3 separate regions of the Homo sapiens genome follow, and regions 1 and 2 are each linked to region 3. The links are chromatin contacts, found by Hi-C or POLR2A ChIA-PET in ENCODE. All regions are on one chromosome and are shown on one strand. The core of a region is the stretch at or near the end of the contact, and the rest is flanking DNA. Distances in the headings are between cores, read along the strand shown.

The links. A loop is a pair of places that touch in the nucleus more often than their neighbours do. ChIA-PET counts read pairs that join two places held with the same protein, here RNA polymerase II (POLR2A). Pooled maps may share reads with other maps.
Region 1: a loop to region 3 is called in a pooled map, with 7 times the contacts of the local background. The contact joins the promoter of GTF3C5 here to the promoter of WDR5 in region 3. A Hi-C loop is called at or near these places in 7 of 50 pooled maps. POLR2A ChIA-PET finds 5 or more read pairs at or near these places in 2 of 52 experiments (CD4-positive, alpha-beta T cell and Caco-2).
Region 2: a map of psoas muscle shows a loop between it and region 3 (6-fold over the local background). The contact joins the promoter of PIERCE1 here to the promoter of WDR5 in region 3. A Hi-C loop is called at or near these places in 2 of 168 maps with a recorded cell type or tissue (CD4-positive, alpha-beta T cell and psoas muscle), 4 of 37 single-sample maps with no recorded cell type and 13 of 50 pooled maps. POLR2A ChIA-PET finds 5 or more read pairs at or near these places in 2 of 52 experiments (Caco-2 and MCF 10A).

Annotation. Positions count from the first base shown.
Region 1 is chr9:133,029,236-133,033,499 of GRCh38, reverse strand. It overlaps GTF3C5 (general transcription factor IIIC subunit 5), which reads right to left and starts at 2,503. Exons shown (of 11, transcript NM_012087.4): 1 at 2,336-2,503. The coding sequence starts at 2,488. It overlaps LOC105376306 (a long non-coding RNA gene), which reads left to right and starts at 3,078. Exons shown (of 2, transcript NR_135119.1): 1 at 3,078-3,350. RefSeq lists enhancers at 2,483-2,742, 2,187-2,838, 3,073-3,322.
Region 2 is chr9:135,496,816-135,501,118 of GRCh38, reverse strand. It overlaps PIERCE1 (piercer of microtubule wall 1), which reads left to right and starts at 1,250. Exons shown (of 3, transcript NM_001048265.2): 1 at 1,250-1,410; 2 at 2,456-2,534. The coding sequence starts at 1,268. MRPS2 (mitochondrial ribosomal protein S2) reads right to left here and starts at 437. Exons shown (of 4, transcript NM_016034.5): 1 at 366-437; 2 at 1-121. The coding sequence starts at 408. RefSeq lists an enhancer at 1-212 and silencers at 168-327, 538-707, 978-1,147.
Region 3 is chr9:134,134,165-134,138,107 of GRCh38, reverse strand. WDR5 (WD repeat domain 5) reads right to left here and starts at 2,026. Exons shown (of 14, transcript NM_017588.3): 1 at 1,908-2,026. It overlaps WDR5-DT (WDR5 divergent transcript), which reads left to right and starts at 2,126. Exons shown (of 2, transcript NR_186420.1): 1 at 2,126-2,922. RefSeq lists enhancers at 1,045-1,969, 2,876-2,985 and silencers at 1,896-2,075, 2,516-2,685.

The sequences.
Region 1 (4,264 bases), core at 1,254-3,753, 1.1 Mb after region 3:
TCCTTGGGGACCTAACAGGATGCAGTGAGCTTAAGCCCTTCCAAGAGCTTACCCATGAATCTGCCCCTAGTCATTTATCCTGAGCAGATGTATGGTGGCATTGTGGTGGACCGTAACTGGATACTCTGCCAAGTAACTGGAGCGGTACCTGTGCTCTGATCCAATTGGCCATCCCTTTCACTCTGGCATTTCATCAACCAGAAGAAGTAAAAACAAGACACCGTAGAGTAAGAGATGCCCCCCGTGGTTCCTTTGACCCTCGTGTTTATACAGATGCCACTGGAGTTCCCCGAGGGGTACCTGATGAATTTAAGGCTTGTAATCAAATAGCTGCGGGATTTGAGTCTATGTTTTTCTGGTGGTTAACTATAAATAAAAATGTAGATTGGATAAGTTACATCTATTACAACCAGCAACAATTTGTTAATTATACTAGGAATGCTATCAAAGGAACAGCTGAACAACTAGGACCCACCAGTCAAATGGCTTGGGAAAATAGAATAGCATTAGAAATGATACTAGCAGAGAGGGGTGGCGTTTGTGTCATGCTTGGAACCCAATGTTGTACTTTTATCCCAAATAATACTGTTCCTGACGGAACCATAACAAAGGCACTGCAAGGTCTTACTGCTTTATCCAATGAGCTAGCTTAAAATTCTGGGATAAACGATCTCTTCACTGATCTAACGGGAAGATTGTTCGGCAGGTGGAAAGGACTTATGTCCTCGATCCTTATGTCCCTTGCCATTGTAATAAACGTGTTTATTCTCGTAGGATGTTGTATCATACCCTGTGCCTGAGGGTTAATACAAAGACTTACGGAGACAGCTCTCACTAACCTCCAATTTCCCCCCGCCTTATTCAGACAAACTTCTACTTTTAGAAAACCAAGAACAGCAAAGTCGAGACATGCTAAAAAGGTTTGAAGAGAAAGAAGTATGAAAATCAAGAGGGGGAAACTGTTCTATACAGTGAATTCTTCTTCAAAGGTTCAGCTTGTTCAACTCCCTTGTTCTTTGTTCTCCATCTTCAAAGTCTAACTTCCTTGTTCTTTGTGCCTCCTTGCCCTTAGTTACCCGCTCTGTTTAACTGCCCTTCCCGCCGAAACTAGTCTTCCCACCGAAATCGCTCGTCCCGTCACTGTAACCCACACCCCTGTTCTATTTAAAATAGCCAATTGAGATTAGCTTAGATTGTGTGGTCCAACTCCAACCAGCAGGGACAGGACACAAAAACAGGGACTGACTGCCTTAGGGATAAAAACCCATTCCAGGCTGGGCACGGTGGCTCACGCCTATAATCCCAGCACTTTGGGAGGCCAAGACGGGTGGATCACCTGAGCTCAGGAGTTCAAGACCAGCCTATAGGACACAGTAAATTCCACTTCAAAGATTTTAGCCTTTTACCTTCCTTTAAATTCAAGAGGGGGAAAATTAATAAATACAATGAGTTATGAGTTCCATTTCAAAGAACCAATATGTCAGTATGTTCAGCTTCCCTGTTCTTTGTTCTCCATTTTAAAGTTTAACCCCTCGTTCTTTACGCCTCCTTGCCCCTAGTTTCAGTAAACAACCCCTTCCTAGCTTCTATCACCTGCTCTGTCCTTAGTCATCCTGAGTCACCTGCTCTGTAACCATCCTTCCCACCAAAACTACTCACCCCGCCACTCAGGCCTGTGCCCCTGCCCTCTTTGAAATAACCAATCGGAATTAGCTTAGACTGTGCGGTCCAACCCTAGCCAATATGGGAAAGACACAGCAGTAGAGACTAGCTGTGTAAGAGATAGGAACCCCTTCCCCTTCCTTGTCGGTGTGCTCTCGCCATTGCTCCATCCGCAAGATGCACCCTTCTATAGAAGGAAATTTGCCTTGCTGAGAAAACTGTTTGCCAGAGTGCTGATTCTTCTTTGCGGCACCCAAAATTTATTTCCAACAAGCCTGACCAACATGGTGAAACCCCCTCTCTACTAAAAAATACAAATTTAGCCGGGCGTGGTGGCATGCGCCTGTAATCCCAGCTACTCTGGAGGCTGAGGCAGGAGAATCGCTTGAACCCTGGAGGCGGAGGTTGCAGTGAGCCAAAATCGCACCACCGCACACCAGCCTGGGAAACAAGAGCGAAACTCCGCCTGAAAAACCAACAAAAAAACAAAAACAAAAACAAAAATCCTTCCCTTCTTTGTTCTGTTGGCTCTCTTGCAGCGGCCAGAAGAGCGAGCAGCACCCTTCTGCGTAAGTAAATTTGCTAAATTTCCCTTGCTGAGAAATCCTTTGAGTGCTCGTTTTCTTTGCGACTCCGAGCTCTTATTCCAACACCGAGATTCCCAGCCCCTTACCCGGGAGACGCCTTCCTCGCCGCCCAGAGTCGGCAGCATCTTAGCCACATCACGCACCACTCCCGGGTACTCCACGCACACCATGCGTCGCTCCCGCCTCAGCTCCACGGGGACGGCGGCCCCCAGCCCCAAATCGGCCGCCTCCGCCGCCATCCCTGTGCGTCTGGCAGGGCCCGCCAGGGTCCGTCCCACAAAGTACTCCCAAAGGCCTCGCCTCAATTGTTCCGCGAAGGAATCGTTCCGGGCTCCCTCACCGCTCGCGTCATCCTAACTCCCCGGGCTCAGCAAGACGCGAGGGCCTCCAGGGAGCAAATGGCCCATGGGAGGGCCCATGTCTTCGGGAAAACGACCGCCGTGTCCTCGACTTTTTATTTAAAATTAAGCGAGTTAGTCCACCGGGCGGGGCAAGCACCAGTCTCTCCTACTAGCCAGCGAGGGACCCGGAGGATAATAAGACACAAACCTCCCTCGACTTCAGCCAATGAGAATCCGAGGGCCGAGCGAGTTTTTTTTTGAGCCAATGAGAAGTCCGGAGGAAGCTAGGTCCCACCTTCTCCTCCAGCTTCGTACGTTTTAACCAATAAAGAACTAGAGTTAACCACGTCCCAGCCCTCTTCTGGGTATTCCACCCAATGACACCTCGGGGGCGGGCCAGAGGCAGACTTCCGGCCCGCCTGCTTGGTGGGGAAAAGGTCCCGGCTGAGAATTGATTTCCGCATTGGGTCGGCCTGGTATTCTGTCGGTGTTGGCGCTTCTTCTCCCAAGCTCTTGCAGCCCCCTCGGGACTAGGTTTCCAACGGCGCTTGCGGGGGGCCTCGCGGAGGTGGATGTGGAAAAGGCGAGCGCGGGGGAACTGTGCTGTAACCATCGCCCCGCCTCCACAGAAAGCCCCGAAGCGCCGGCTCGGGGCCGAACGCGGGCATCCGGCGTTCGTCTGTTAGGCAGGCAGACATTAAGCGCCTACTGTGTGCTGGGCCCTACTCAAGACCCAGGCGGGGAGAACGGCGTCTGTCCGGTAGGCGCCCAGGGCTGCTGCAAAGCCCCGGAGCGAGGAGTGTGGCCCCTCAAACAGGGAGGAGATGAGGTCCGAGGCCGACCGAGGTCAGAGACCCGCACCCACGAAAAGGGTCCACCCGTCGGGCTGGCTGCTTCCCAGTGCCGTGGAGAGCCCCTGAAGGTTTCTTTTTTTGAGAAGGAATCTCGCTGTGTCGCCCAGGCTAGAATGCAGTGGCGCTTTCTCGGCTCACTGCAACCTCCGCCTCGGGTTCAAGCTATTCTCGTGCCTCAGCCTCCCGAATAGCTGGGATTACAGGCGCCTGCCACCATGCCCGGTTAATTTTTGTATTTTTAGTAGAGACGAGGTTTCACCATGTTGGCCAGGCTGGTCTTGAACTCTTGACCTCAAATGATCCGCCTGCTTCGGCCTCCCCAAGTCCTGGGATTACAGGCGTGAGCCACCGCGCCTGGCCCCTTGAAGGGTTTTATGCGGAGCAGTGATCCCATTCATGCATTTGAAAGACCTCTCTGGCTGTTGTGTGGAGAACAGATCAAAGGGGGAGAAAGTGAGTTCAGATAAACCAGCTCCGAGACTGCATAATCCAGTCAAGAGATGAAGGGACTGGGTTTGAGAATATTGGGAGATGAGAATCATGGCCCAGCACAGTGGCTCACGCCTGTAATCCCAGCACTTTGGGAGGCTGAGGCGGGAGGATCAGTTGAGCCCAGCAGTTGGAGGCCAGCCTGGGCAACAGGGGAAGACCCCATTTCTACCAAAAAATACAAAATTAGCCGGCCATGGTGGTGCATGCCACAGTAGTCCCAACTACTCAAAAGGCTGAGGCAGGAGGATCCTTTGAGCCCTGGAGTTGGAGGCTGCAGTGAGCTATGATCATGCCACTTGCATTACAGCTAGAAATTAGTAAGAGCAAG
Region 2 (4,303 bases), core at 1-2,500, 1.4 Mb before region 3:
CTGTCCTCCGACTCGCGGATCATAAGGGCCGTCGCGCTTCCAAGCGTCCTGCGGCTCGGCCGAGCAGGCCGGGGGGTCGCCTTCCCGAGAAAGCCCAACCAGCGCGACGGGGCCCGGGCACCTGGGGGGAAGTAGATAGAGGTCCTGGCGCCGAGTCCCGAATGCACCACGCCCGCTCCCCACCGCATCCCCAACGGGCCCCTCCGCGTCCCTAACGGGTCCCCTCCGCGTCCCCGCGCCCTCCCCGAGTCCCCTCCGCGCTCGCCCCGGGTCCCCTCCACGTCCCCGCCGCTCCATCGGGTCCCCGCGCCCCTCCGCATCCTCCTCGCATGCTCCTCCCCAGGGTCCCGCAAGCGCGCGCTCACCCGCGCCGAGTATTCGGGGCAGCGCGGCCGAGGATGTCGCCATGGCTGGGACGCGGGGCAGAGCGAGGTCTCCCTCCAGGCCAGGCCGAGCGGCCTCCCCTTCCGTCGCCATCCGCGCGGGGCCGCAGTGCCGCCTACAGGCCCGGAGGAGCCACAGCGCTGTCCCCAGGCGGCTGGGACCTCCCTGCGGGGGCGGGGCACGCGAGGGGTCAGGGCCCGGGGTCCTGGGCTTGAGAGTCTCGGGCGGGGAGTGGAGCCACGGTCCTCGCCCTGCAGCTCGCCCCGCCCTGCTAATGGGACCGGCCAGCCCGGGAGGCCCCTGACCCTTGGGGAAGCCCGCTGGGCGATGGGGACCCTCGCCTCCCGCCAAGTGAGCTGTGAACCACGTCCTGCGCAACCTCTCGCTCTCCAAAACTGTTTGTAATATTTAAACGATATTTGGCTTAGGAGAATTTCATAAAGTTAGCCAGATCTCGGGTCTCAATTTAGACTCGGGGTGCTGGGGGGCATAGCATCCCTGGAGTACATTGGACAGCAAAAGTCCAATCGTTGCCTGCCGAGTGGACCTGCAGTGCTTAAACCCCGTCACCCGGCTGGCGGGGTCCCAGGCCCTGGGGTTTCTTTCGCCCGGGAGTCCACGCCCTGATGCTGGGGTGGCCCGGTCCCCCCGCGGGTGGCTGGGGGCCTGGGGCTGCCTCACACGACGGTCCCAGCAGGGAATCTCTCGCCGTCCCGACCTTCCCGGCCCTTGGGGAGTCGCCCGGCAGGTTCCGGACCCACCCGCAGAGGAACCCGGCCCACGCGCGGCGCCTTTAAGGCCCCTCCGCTCGCTCCCCAGTCACGTGACCTGGCCGTCGCTTGGCAACAGGACGCCGCCGAGTCCCGCTTCTCCTCCAGGCACAATGGCTGAGGAATGCCCCAGAGCGTGCGCGGAGCCTGTGGCGCCCAAGGCCACGGCCCCGCCGGAGAGGACCAGCGACTACTACCGCGTGAGCGCGGACCTGCCGGGCAGGTTCAACAACCCGGGGTGGTTCCGGGGCTACAGGTGAGGAAGCTGGGGCCCGCCTGGTCCTGGCGTCCACTGCTCGATAGCCCCGTGTGTGAGAGACCCCGCAAGACCCCCAAGGTCCTAGCTACAGAAATCAAGAAGATCGAGTGGTCATCCGGGGCCCGCGCTGTCATCGCCCGCCAGTGAGCGGCGACCGTGCTCCCTAGAGCCTCATACAAGGAAGTGGGGATAAGGGCAGTGGGGGGCAGGGCCGTGGGGGGAGAAAGCCCAGTTGTGGTCTCAGCTCCACTGATTTGTGTCGGGTGAGTCTCCTCTCCTCTCTACCCTGAAACTCCGCTGCGGGGCGTGAGCACAGCAGCACCTCCACTGTCTTGCTGTAGACTCAGCCAGCTCTGAGCTGCCACAGGGCATTGCAGGCTAAGAAGTAGTAAGAAACTCAATTCCTGTAGGCAGGTGCAAACATCTTGCCGTGCTCATCACACATTTGGTCCCTCAACAGTCCTCTAGGGCAGGGTCTGTTAGTATCCTCATTCTCGCATTGAGATGACTGGGATGTAGAAGGAACAACTTGGCCAAGATCTAGGAGTATAAAGTAAAGCTATGTCGTGGGCCTGCAGCCTCTCAGTAGCCTGTCCTACTGACAGGTAGGGGCAGTGGTACCAGTAGAAGCATAGCCTCAGTGAGGGTGGGGGCTCAGAGGCAGAGGGACCCTCTGGGTGGCAGGGTCTGGAGGCCAAGCCTCCGCTCCTGACAAGCTAGGTTACCCAGAAATTGCAGCATGTGCCGAGGCCCTGCCAGGGCTGGGGATCAGCACTTGCTGGCTGCCTGCTCTTTAGGGCTTTGGCCTGCCTTGGAAGAGCAGGGACAGTGGCAAGCAGAGGGGGCCGGGGAGGCCGGGCCATTCAGAACGGTCATCAGCCAGGTACTCCCAGAGGCTGCCTTCGAGGCCACATCACCAGCCCGGGCATATTGCTCTTTCCATGGGGGCATTTCCAGGGGAGTGCCGTCAACCAAATACAAGGCTGTGGCTTGTGCAGAATTAGAGTAAATGAATGAAAATAGAGTGTTTCTCATCTACCAGGACCCAGAAGGCTGTCTCCGTGTACAGGACCAGTAACCAGGCTTACGGGAGCAGAGCCCCCACCGTGCACGAGATGCCTGTAAGTGGGATGCAAGACCGGGCATGGGGGGCAGGGGGTGGGTGGCCTCAAGAAGAGGCTAAAAACCTGGGGTTCTCAACAGGTCAACAATGAGACGGGGAGGGGTGCACCCAGGGAGGAGGCCAAAGTTCCAGCATCACAAATGGGGAGGAGGGAGGTTCCCAAAATCGCTTTGGGAGAGGGTAGGATGGAACTAAATGAGTGAATGAATTTGGGAGTGGAGTGTTTTAAAAGAGGAGGATATAGACTTGCTGACATCACCCTGCCCCCATACACCCAACCACACGCACAGCAGTCTCACACACACACACGCAACCATCTCCTGCAACTTACGGTGCTCAGTTCTGAGGCAAATAAATGAAGGGCTACTTTTTTTTTGGAATTGTACTTTATGAGATGTTAACGTGTAACCTGAAGAGGCAGTACTGGCTGACGGCACAGCTTGTGGGTGGGCAAGTTGTATTGGTGGGCACAGGAGTCTGTGGGCCATTGGGGAAGCCAAACCCTTTTTGAGCTTGACCTTAGGCTCCAGGATGGCCCTCCTAGAACCTCCCCACACCAAACCCCATGAAGGTCCAGGTGAATGGACAGAGGGACTAGTGCGGTGTCTCCTGCACACCTGGGACACTGGGCCAGCCATTCTGGGGTGAGAATGTTGTGGACGTATTTTCGTTGTCAAAGCATTCATCACTGAAAAGGTCTGGTGAGTGCTTATTTAGTTGTGTGGCGTGAGTGACTGAGCCCTTGTGAGAAGATTACTTATCTAAAAATGCTGGAGCATTTGAGAATCACTCTCCCGTAATCAGACGACCCTGAGTTTTCCCTGGGGATCAGGTATTTCTATGAAAAAGACCAGACACAGCTGGATGCGGTGGCTCACGCCTGTAATCCCAGCACTTTGGGAGGCTGAGGTGAGAGGATCACTTGAGGCTCAGAGATCAAGACCAGCCTGGGCAACGTAATGAGACCCCCATCCCTGTAAAAATAAAATAAAATAATTAGCTGGGTGTGGTGGCATGCACCTGTAGTCCCAGCTATTCAGGAGGCTGAGGGTGGAGGATTGCTTGAGCCCAGGAGGTTGAGGCTGCAGTCAGCCTTGATCATGCCATTGCATTCCACCCTGGGTGAGAGCCAGACCCTGTTACCAAAACAAACAAGCAAACAAACAAAAACCAAAAAAAAAAGAAAAAAAAACCCAGCACACTCACTAACATGGGTCCAGATGTTTTAGGTTTTATAAAAGGCCATGAAAAAATGTTCCTATTGTAAATGGTAGGAGCCTTCAGGTCACTGATGGGAGCAGGCAGTGGGGTAGGAGGCATGAGGTACTACTGACAAGTTTCCAAGGAGGTTCTCCTCCTTCTTATCCACCTGCTCCGTCTGGAGTCTCTTTTCCAGTTTCGTGACCAAGGGTGGATGCCGGAGAAGCTGTTTACCTCCCATGTGGGAATAGAAGATAAATGCTTTGCATTAAAAAGTGCACTGAAAGGCTGGGCGTGGTGGCTCACGCCTGTAATCCCAGCACTTTGGGAGGCCGAGGCGGGTGGATCACCTGAGGTCAGGAGTTTGAGACCAGCCTGGCCAACATGGCGAAACCCCGTCTCTACTAAAAATACAAAAAGTAGCCGGGCATAGTGGTGGGCGCCTGTAATCCCAGCTGCTTGGGAGGCTGAGGCAGGAGAATTGCTTGAACCCAGAGGCGAAGGTTGCAGTGAGCTGAGATGGCGCCATTGCACGCCGGCGTGGGTGACTAGAGCAAAAACTCCATC
Region 3 (3,943 bases), core at 777-3,276:
TCAAAAAACATGAACATGTAAAAGAAACAAACAAAACAACCTTAACTTGACTTTTAAGAATATGATGGCTGGGCACAGTGGCTGACGCCTGTAATCTCAGCACTTTGGGAGGCTGAGGTGGGCAGATCACGAGGTCAGGAAGTTCAAGACCAGCCTGACCAGCATGGAGAAACCCCCTCCCTACTAAAAATACAGAAATTAGCCGGGTGTGGTGGTCGGTCCCTGTAATCCCAGCTACTCGGGAGGCTGAGGCAGGAGAATCACTTGAAACCAGAAGGCAGAACCAAGATTGCGCCACTGCACTCCAGCCTGGGCCAAACAGTGAAACTCCGTCGGGGGGTGGCGGGGAATGCAATTTCTTGACCCAACACACCCACCAAGTTTCTACGTCGGTGGGGTCTAGGCTTGGCGTGTTTTTTTTTTGTTTTTGTTTTTTTTTTGAGACACAGTCCAAAGAGTCCAGGTGCACGATCTGGGCTCACTACAACCTCCACCTTCCGGGTTCAAGTAATTCTTGCGCCTCAGCCTCCAGTTTAGCCGGGATTACAGGCGCGTACCACTACGCCCGGCCAATCTTTTGTATTTTTAGTAGAGACGGAGTTTCGCCATGTTGCCCAGGCTAGTCTCGAACTCCTGACCTCAGGCAATCCGCCCGCCTCAGCCTCCCAAAGTGCTAGGATTACAGGCGTGAGCCACCGCGCCGGGCCAAGGCTTGGCATTTTCATGAACACTCAGGTGTCTCTGTGGAACAATCCTTTTGAGAGAACAGGAAGGTTGGAGACTTGATCTTGAGGAAAGCGGGGGCCAAGGTTACGGGAACGGTGATGAATTGGCGGCCCCTAGACCAGATGCTGCCTGGCTCCTCCTAGCAGCCACTGCTTTTCATCCAGGTAAGCCTGACCACCTGAAGCCGAGCAACCAAACCTCAGTGTGCCCTCCTGGACTGCATGCCACAGGCCGATTCCTGAGTCCCTCAGTCCCTGAGGTGGAGCCCAGGAATCTGCCTGTGACATGCAGTCAGAAAAGCATACTGTGTGCAAAGACAGGAATTAATCTGCATCTTAAACACCAGCCGGGTGGCCGGCCCAACAGAGGTGGGGACCTGGCTCTCCCTATCTGAGATCCTGGACAGGCTCCCCGCCTGGGTCCTTCGCTTTCCTGTCTTCCCCACCGGCTAGGACAGCACCTGCCCAGGTCACAGATTAAACTAGCATTTGAGGAGATGGGTAAACGGACCGGGGTGAGTGGAAACTTGCAAGCGAGACAGCAGGGAGTGTCGTTAGCGATGTAACAGGCCGACCTCTGTTTGGTCCGGGAACGTAACCGCTCAAAATGGCTCTCGCAGACCGGCCAGGACAGGTCTGCGGCCCCGCGCGAGGAGGCACGGTGGGCCTACCGTTCAGGACCGAGGACCCGCACCCCAGGACCCCACCTAGCGAGCTGCAGCCTGGCTGCCTCGGGTTGGGGTGAGCGGCGGGAGCGGGCTGGGGGCGTTTCTACGAGGAGGGGAAGCGCACCTCGTCCAGGGACTGAGTGGCTTGGTGGGTCTGGGGTCCTTCCCTGAAGGGGCAGTGGAGGGAGAGGGGCGATGTGAGGCCGGGCACGCTGCCTGCGGGAAAGAGGACCCAGTGCCGGCGCTCTGGCCTTGTCAGCGGTCCGCCGGGGAGGCGGAGGTGGGGGCGCGAGTGGGGGCGGACCGGGTGGAGGGAACTGCGCGCGCGGCCGTCCACCGAGGGGCCGGGGCGGGGGTCCCGGGCGGGGCCGCTGCAGCGGGAGCAGCGCCCGGGGCTGGGCCTGGCCCGAGGCCCGGCGGGGAACACGTGCGGCGGCCGGGTGCGGTTTGGAAGCTTCTGGCGCCGCCCCGCTGCCCGCCTTGTGTTCCCCGGGCCGGGCGGCTGCCCGCTTACCTGCCGGGCCGCGGCGGCGGGGCCGGGCGCTCGGGGCGTCGCGTCGGCCGCCGCCTGGGCGGGAGCGCGGACTCAGCTCGACAAGGCGGCAGCTCGGGCGGGCGCCAGGCGGCGGGGGCGCAGTGCGCGTGCGCGAGGGGAGGGGGCGGTGTCCGGGGGGCGGGGCGAGCTCACAAAGCCGGCCTCTCGGAGGAGCGCTACGGGCAGCGACAGCGGCCAGAATGCCTCGGGCCGGCCCAACGCTTTAAAGGGACAGCACGGGGCGCGCGCTTCCCGCTTAAAAGCTTTAATCCCCGAATTTGACTGGTGCAGGCCCTTCTAATGCACTTCCTAAAAACTGAAGTATAATAATACATACAGGAAAGTGCTAGTGTGCCCTCGCGTTTCCACAGACAGCACGCCCTGTACACAGACACCAGCGGCCCTCCGGGACCTGCGCAGGTGGCGTCGCCCGGCGTTGTCTCCGGAGTCGATTCGGGCCGGGGCACCTCCCCGGGCGACCAGGCCCCTTCTTGATCATCGCTGGTACGGATGAGAGCGGCAGTGGGCATTTGGAAAGCACCTGGGGCCGCGCCCGGGCGCAGTGCCCCCATGTGGCCTCCCACCCCGGGCGGGCAGGACGATTCCTGCCCATCTGGAAGACCAGGAACCTGCGCGTTCACAGGGTTCGGAAGCCCGGGCTGCGCCTTCCCGCGGGGCCGGCTGCCGGGCTGGGGGCTCTTCCCGCCTCTGCATGCACAGAGCCCGCGGTGCACGAACCTGCTCCCCGCCAGCCCCGCGGACTGGCAGGGCCGCTCTGGAGTCACCCGCGCCCGCTCCGCAGTGCGCAAACTCACTTCGCAGCGGGCTCTCCCGGGGCCAGCCCTTCCCTCCTGGGCGGGCATTTTCACCTCCAGGTACAAGGGGGTGGTCCCCAGAGGAGGACTCAGGGGCTTAAGGAGAAGCTGAGGCCCGGTCCTCTGGCCTCAACGACTGCACATTCTCGCCGCCTGCTTCACTTCTTAGAGCCTTGGAGGTAGGCATGGCCTCCCTATCCCCTCAGCTAGGCCTGTGGGTAGAATAACATACAGTCCCTTATTCTCCAATTAAAAATGGGAACACAGAATATGACACAGGAACCCATGCAAACAAAGGGATAGAGCATTTGAAATAAAAATGCCAAGGAGGGTGAGGTGAGCGGTTGTCAGAGAGGTGGAACCGGAAGACTGGCAGTTGGTCTGGAGTCCCCTTCCCAGGAAGGACACAGAGAAGGCAAGGTCCCTGTCTGGTCCTTCAGGGCTCCATATGGATTTGTGTGCCCAAGAGGCCGGATCCCTTGGGCCAGGTGCCCTGGAGCATGGAGTGGTGACAGTCACAGGTTAGCAAACCCAGTTCGGATGAAGAAGCGCATCTTTATCTCCGTCCACCTGGCCGCCTGGGCCGGAATCCCGAGCCCGTGACACGCTGCTCTCCTTCCACCCCACCTCAGCTCTCAGATCGTCCACTTCTCTCCCTCCCCACCCCAGCCCTACCTCCCACCTGGGTCTTTTCTAAACCTCCAAACAGAGAAACTCCTAAAAATCCAGCTCTGATCTGTCACTCCCCAGTTTAAAACTCAGAACCAGCTTCCCACTGCCCTCAATTCCCTAATTCCCACTGCTCAATTCGGCTAAAGTGCTTACCAGACCCCGCCTCCTCTTCCAACCTAGCACCGGCTCCCAAACTGCAGTCCTGGTTCCAGCCCCAAAACAAAAATATTTCCAGCCCTTCAGCCCTCCAGGCAAAGCAAGATAAGGGGCGAGACCCCAGAACCCTCAGAACTCAAACCAAGTTCCCAGCTTCCACTTCCAGGTGAATTGGTCTCACCACCTCACCCCACCCCCAGGAGATAGAACCTTCTAGTAAAAATGAGAAAATCCGGCCGGGCGCGGCGGCTCACGCCTGTAATCCCAGCACTTTGGGAGGCTGAGGCGAGTGGATCACCTGAGGTCGGGATCACCTGAGGCTGAGGCTGAGGCAAGGAGAATCGCTGGAACCCAGGAAAGAGGTTGCAGTGA